Linked DNA regions of Homo sapiens: region 2 is linked to region 1. Evidence: chromatin contacts called from ENCODE Hi-C data. All regions are on one chromosome and are shown on one strand. The core of a region is the stretch at or near the end of the contact, and the rest is flanking DNA. Distances in the headings are between cores, read along the strand shown.

The links. Hi-C counts contacts between places; a loop is a spot of excess contacts on that map.
Region 2: a map of right cardiac atrium shows a loop between it and region 1 (4-fold over the local background). The contact joins two enhancer-like sites. A Hi-C loop is called at or near these places in 1 of 168 maps with a recorded cell type or tissue (right cardiac atrium) and 1 of 37 single-sample maps with no recorded cell type.

The regions. Positions count from the first base shown.
Region 1 is chr3:49,518,439-49,521,823 of GRCh38, forward strand. All of the region lies in intron 2 of DAG1 (dystroglycan 1), which reads left to right. Among named protein-coding and RNA genes, the nearest start is that of BSN-DT, 34 kb to the right of the region's middle. Within about 2 kb of position 1,761, at least 4 of the 41 ENCODE cell types and tissues checked have a DNase peak (open chromatin) inside an H3K27ac peak, as active enhancers do.
Region 2 is chr3:49,880,783-49,884,167 of GRCh38, forward strand. No RefSeq gene overlaps it. Among named protein-coding and RNA genes, the nearest start is that of CAMKV, 13 kb to the left of the region's middle. RefSeq lists an enhancer at 3,374-3,385. Within about 2 kb of position 1,574, at least 2 of the 41 ENCODE cell types and tissues checked have a DNase peak (open chromatin) inside an H3K27ac peak, as active enhancers do.

The sequences.
Region 1 (3,385 bases), core at 511-3,010:
GGAGGTTGTGCTGCCTGGTGTCAGTCTGTTGATATACCCAACAAAGCGCCTGAAGCAAATGCTTCGCTACATTTTATATTGGTGTATACTTTACACGTCAGTCTGCAGGGTCAGGAGAATAAAGAAGGGACCTGCCTGCGCAGAGGGTATAGCCCCAAGATCCTGGCTCTTCTGCTCTGCCCCACACCTGACACTCCTTCATGTTCTGACAGCTCTTGTCCAGTCTCAGCCTGGCCAGCACTTGTTGCTTAACCAATGCTGTTCTCCAGTTCTGCCTTGAGAATTGATATTCTGTTATTGACCCCAGCTTAACTCACACATGGACTGCTTTGACCAGACGTGTGAGAAGGGGCTATGGGCTCCCTCAAGGTCCTCATGGCCAGCATAGCTTTTTTGAGAGACCTGTGCCATGGGGCCCCTGTCTCCTCTCTTGTGGCCTTAGGAAACCCTAAAGCAGATAGTCTTGATGTTTGCTCCCTTGAATCAGACTGGATGCCTGTATACAAAGCTCAGCCCAGCTCTTGACTGTCCTTGGCTCTCACAGCTACTTTTGGAGCTGAGAGGACCCTTTCTCCTTATCAGGGTCTGTGGGGATGGGTCCCACAGAAGCCAACCTGGCCTTCACTCAGTGGATCCTGGCCTGTCCTGGGCTGGCAACAGTATGAGCCACCCTTGTCTCCCTTGGGTTTGGTGCTGGATCCCTGCAGGCACCTCTCCTCTGACTTGAGTGTGGGACTGGCTGAGAAATGTGATTATATGCCAGGAGATGTTCTAACCTCTCCTCGAAGGTGGTCAGGGAGAGACATCTTTACATTTCATGAAATGCCCAGGCTGCCCCTCAGATGTCTCATTTTGGTAGAGCCTGCAAGGATGGCTTTTCATCCCTGCTTCCCTTTAGCCTTCTTGCCTGCAGACAATGTGGACCTTCCCTCAGCCCAAGATGTTGGCAGGCTGGGAGCAGCCCTTCCTGGGACTGTGCTCTCAGCTGCTGGCACGGGCCCCCAATTGTTCCCCTGAGAACAATGGGCACTCTCTTTGGCTAGGAAGGGGAGTTCATGAAAGGAGCATTTCTTTGGATGCTTGAGAGCTTTGTGGCAGCCCCGCCTGTGTGAGATGAGCTGCAGTTTCTTCCTGCCTTGAGTGGGTGTTCCGCATTTCTGAATGGACCCCTTGTGAACAAAGCACACCGGGAAATGCGGGTTGGCGATGGAAGGCATCCTTGGGGGTGGGCTGTCAGAATGGCATTTGCCCAGATTCATCAACTCAAATACTTAGTGAAAATATAGGCTTCTATGTTTAAAAAAATCACTGACAAAGACTGAAAGAGAACATGACAAAGTAAAATAGATGATGTCAGGGCTCCAGATTGAAGGACTGATTCTGAGGATTTTATTAGTGGCTCTAACTATGTTAAGCTGCCCTTTACTTTTTTGGGGAAAAAGACTAATTTTTGCTTTTAGATGAGAACAGTGAACATGAGATAAAATGCTTTGTAGCTCAGACCAGAAGGGCATTGACTGGGCTGAACAGTGTGTTCAGTATTGATCCTGTGGCGTTGGTGTTTGTGGCAGGGGCCAGGTTCTGCTTTGAGGTTTGCATGTCTAACAGCAGGACCAATGATGATCCCTTGTGGGTGTGACTCTGCTAAGGCCGCATGTACTTAACTTCCCTCATGATTTTTTACCTCAGGTGGGGACAAAGGCCTGGCCCTCTGACCTTAAGCTAGAGGCTCTTCCTGTTGGTCTGTGCCATCTCCCTGCAGCACAGCCATGTGACTGCCCATGTTCCTCATTAGCAGAAGGCCACAGAGCAGATTTATCTCATTGTCTTAGTCCATGGCACAGACACAGGATAACCCTGAGTGTGAGTCAGCACCAAGGCTGATACTCCATCAGAGGGTCCATCTCCTGCTTCCCTGAGCAGAGGACACACAGTCAGCTTGCAATGAGGAGGCCTTGACTGCCTCATGTGGGAGTGCCTCCAGGGTGTTGTCTATGGTACCCAGCCATAGATGGCTGCAGGTTGGCCCAGCTCTGCAGCCTGACTAGGGATGAGGGAGCTGAAAGGTCGGGAATTGATGACCAGGTCTGAAGGAAAGCAGGGACTTTGCCAACGCAGGCCTCTGCAGGTCCAGCATTGGGATGTCACGGGGCAGCAGTCTGTATCACTTTGAAATGGATCTGTTGGGGGACACGGGGAAGGGCCCAGCCCACACCTTAAGGGCTGACATGTCCAGAGGTATTGATGGAAGGTGCCACCACCAAGGCCCAAAGTTCCCTCCAAAAGATTTGTAGTGAGAAGGAATGCTCACCAAATCAGTTTCTCGATTATGTTATTCTTAGGATCCCTCTTTACTGGCCATCATCAGCTGTGAAAGTGCTCGTACATCTGTCTAGAGTCTTTGCTTGCCATTTCTAAGTCCTGCAACTCCTGCATGGATAAGACATCATCTTGTGGGCCCTGAATGATACAGCTTGTGTTTTCTTGGTTTCATAAGCCAATTATAATTATTTGGCCCTAGAGAGAGCCTAATTCTTCAGTTTTGTTTTTCAGCTATGCATAACTGACTCAGACTATGGGTGGAAACCTGCTTTTATGAGAACTAAGTAATAGAAGCTCCTCCAGCCATTTGCTCTTTCTTCAGGTGTGGAATGGTACTGGCTTGGGGTGAGAGACTTTGCTTGAGTTTCATGGTGTTTTTTTTTGTTTTGTTTTTTTGTTTGTTTTTGTTGTTGTTGTTTTTTGAGACAGAGTCTCGCTCTTTGCCCAGGCTGGAGTGCAGTGGCGCGATCTCGGCTCACTGCAAGCTCCGCCTCCTGGGTTCACGCCATTTTCCTGCCTCAGCCTCCCAAGTAGCTGGGACTACAGGCACCCGCCACCACACCTGGCTTATTTTTTTTGTATTTTTAGTAGAGACGGGGTTTCACCGTGTTAGCCAGGATGGTCTCGATCTCCTGACCTCGTGATCCACCCGCCTCAGCCTCCCAAAGTGCTGGGATTACAGGCGTGAGCCACTGCGCCCGGCCGTCTTTGTTTTTTTGAGACAGGTCTTGCTCTGTCACCCAGGCCAAGGTGCGGTGGCGCAATCATAGCTCACTGCAGCCTTGACTTCCCCAGGCTCAAGCAGGCTTCCCACCTCAGCCTCCTGAGTAGCTGGGACCACCACGCCCAGCTAATTTTTCTTTTTTGTAAAGACGACGTTTTGCCGTGTTGCCCAGGCTGATGGTGTTTAGTGCCTACAGGTGCTGTATCTTTATCAAAGTCAGTGTTTGATGGTCTATTGTGTGCAGAGGGCATCAGTAAAGCAGCTGGAGGGAGTGTCCCAGAGACTGAGGAGTGACCAAAATGTTCAAATTTGGCAGTTCCCTGGTCATTGGTCATGGTG
Region 2 (3,385 bases), core at 324-2,823, 360 kb after region 1:
AGCTCAAGCCTGAGAGGAGGCCCTTCCAGGAACCTGGTGGTGCTGAGTATGGGCCAGACTGAATCCTTCGTATTCAGAATTCTTAGCTGGCCAAAGCCTGCTCATCTCATCCAGCTGGGGAGAGGAGCAGCAGGGCAAATAAAGAGGCTTTCAGGCTGGGTCCCTTCTTCCCAGCCCCTAGGGATAGCGCCCCTCGGCCCCTCCCCCAACATGTTTTTAAATAGTGTCTCACCAGGAAGAAGGGCGTCCAATTCTATTTCTGAATCTGGGAAGTGAGGAGGGCCAACGTGTTGCCATGGCAACCTGGAGAGCCCCTCCCCCAGACTGAGCCCATTCCCCAGGCTGAGGGCTGTGGGGTGGGAGGGAGGTGGCAAGGAGGAGCTGGGAGGAGCTTAGTCTGTGGATGAGGCCAGATGGCGTCCCTGTGAGGGCAAGTCCTGCATGACCTTCTCCTCACACTTCACCTCACCCCTCTAGGCAGGCTTGCTAGGAAGGCCCCAACCTCTGCAGAGAGGGTCAAGGGTCAAATCACTGTGAGAAACCCTTCTCCCCTGTGGATCAGGCTGGAACCCTCCCACTTAGGAGGTCTTGAGGATAGTAGAGAGGTGGCAAGAAGGGCGTCAAGGGGAGAGGCACAGCGCCACACCCTATTAGGAGCTCTACAGCTGGCTCCCACACCTGCTTCAATACAGACCTATTTTCGGCTCCCTTGTGTTCTCAGGAGGCAGCTAGCTTTGTCAAGCCCCTGGCCTTGCACCCGTCCGGTCTGCCTGCCTTCTACTGCATTGGGAAGGGTCTGGACATCTCCAAAAGCTAGGATCAGAAAGAGCCTTAAAGGACTCCCAGTGCAGCCCTTCACTTGATAATGGAGCAAAAAGGGAGGCATGTTTCCCCACGGGTTCGCACCCCAGCCACTGTCCAGGGGTTCATACATCAGCCCTTCTACCCCAGAGGTGACAGATGGGTAGCATTTAGATCTGCAGAGGGAGGGCATTCCCCTCCCTCTTGAGCACAGCTCAAGCAAAGGCAGGCTTCTGAACAGACTCAAAGGTATCTTGATTCAACCCTCTCTTGGTGCTGATGGGAAGCTGAGGCCCCCCAAGGAGGAAGGAATGCACTCTTGGTCTCCTAGCTCTATGGCCCACACTCCTTACCTTCCTCTCCTTACCTTCCTCCCTGGAGCTATCCAAGTGACCTGTGAACCCTAGACCTAGACCTCCTGCTTCCCTGACATTTCTCCTGGCCAGGATACACCCATTCCACAGAGGCAGGACTATGATTAAAGGAGCTGGCACCTCCTGCTCCATGGCCCCCCTGTCTGACCCCAGAGGAAGACAGGAAGTATCAGAGAACCCCAGCCTTAGGGGAACCTTAGGCAGGGTTAGGGGAGATAATCCACTCCTATTCTGAAATGTGGAAGGCAGAACCCACTAGTACTAGCAGGATATGGCTTCTGAGCTCTAAGGCACAGGGAAATTTAAATAACAGATGTTTAAACAATCTTCCCTGCAAGCCGGCAGTGCAGTGACCCCTCTGCTGTGATGTGTTGCAGCTTAAAAATAGCCCACAATGAACTGCTCTGAGCCCCAATTGACTCGAGCTTACGTAACTCTGCGTGAAAGGTGGCCAGCCGCATCAGCCCAGAGGGAAGGCAACAGCACAGCCGCCCTGACTGCTGCCCACAGCTGTCTTAGGGGCTGGGAGAGCTCCTCACCCTCCCTGGGAACAGCCCCCACATCCAGAAGCCAGCAAAAGTGGAGGCAAAGGTGGTACTGCCAAAAGCACACATGGCTTCATGACTGCTGAGCAGAGCTGACCTCTAGTCACACCTGCAGAGGGAATGTGAGCAGAGCTGCCCTCCTTCAGGGTTCCTATGGAACCCAGGTCCGGTGGACAGTGGGAGTGACTTTAAATTAAACAGATGACTGGGTCGAAGAGACCAGGGCAGGAGCCCATGTGAACAGGGTGACTGGAGCCACCCAAAAGATTCCTTTCCCTCTTTGAAGAGAAGGCTCCCTGGCTTTGAGGGACATGTCAGCAGGATTAATGCTTGGCTAAAGCTGCCACTGCCATGGAGCCCACGGGTGGAGCTGACTCCTTTGGGGCCTCTGATTCTCCATGGTCCAGGGTGCAGTGTCCCACGAGGGACTTGTGGCATGAGGAAGGGATAATTAGTTTCAAGGGTGATTGAATCCCATGATCTTGACCGCCTGCTGCTTTAAGCTCCCTGCCTTCCCTAATGCATCTCCAGATCCCAAACGCCGAGTGCAAGACTGGCTACAAAAGTATGCAGGTGGTTGGTCAGGTGAGGTGGCTCACGCCTGTAATCCCAGCACTTCGGGAGGCTAAGGTGGGTGGATCACCTGAGGCCAAGTGTTCCAGACCAGCCTGGCCAACATGATGAAAGCCCATCTCTACTAAAAATAAAAAATAATTAGCCAGGGATGGTGGTACACGCCTATAATCCCAGCTACTCAGGAGGCTGAGGCAGAATTGCTTGAACCCAGGAGGCGGAGGTTGCAGTGAGCCAAGTTCATGCCATGGCACTCCAGCCTGGGTGACAGAGTGAGACTCTGTCTAAAAAAAAAAAGAGTATGCAGGTGGTTAAACCAAACTGAAAGAGAGTGGAGAGGTGAGATGGTGAAGATACCTCTGGCATTGGGAGTCTCTGGTACTCACTGGTCCCGCTGCTTTGGCACATGCTGAGCCTTACCAAGGAATAAGCAACTTCCCTCAGCTCCTACCACCTGAGCTGAAAATAGGAACCACCACAGGCCTGGCCCCTGAGCTCCCATAGAGCAACAATGAGACTGGGTTTGGAATGGGGCTATATCTGGAGCCCACAGGTATGACCCTAATATAGTTTGGATATTTGTCCCCACCCCAATCTCATGCTGAATTGCAATCCCCAGTGCTGGTGGTGGGGCCTGATGGGAGGTGTTTGGGTGATGGAGGTGGATGCCTCATCTTGGTGCTATCTTCATAACAGTGAGTTATTTTGAGATCTGGTCATTTAAAAGTATGTGGCACCTTCCTGCTACTCTCTCTCTCTCTTCCTCCAACTTGCACCATGTGAAGTGCCTGCTCCCGCTTTGCCTTCTGCCACGATTGTAAGCTTCCTGAGGCCTCCCCAGAAGCAGATGCTGGCACAATGCTTCCTGTACAGCCTGCAGAACTGTGAGCCAAGTAAACCTCTTACAAATTACCTAGTCTCAGGTATTTCTTTCTAGAGACCTAGCCTGATATAGACCCCCAGAGAGCCTTTGGGTCCCTCAGAATATTCCCTGAAAGGCTGGGGCTGAGGCCGAGACATAAGGGGAATCTTAGGCCAGATTCATGGTACCCCATCAAAGCAGGTCAGTCTGCCCCATGCACGCCCTCCAGG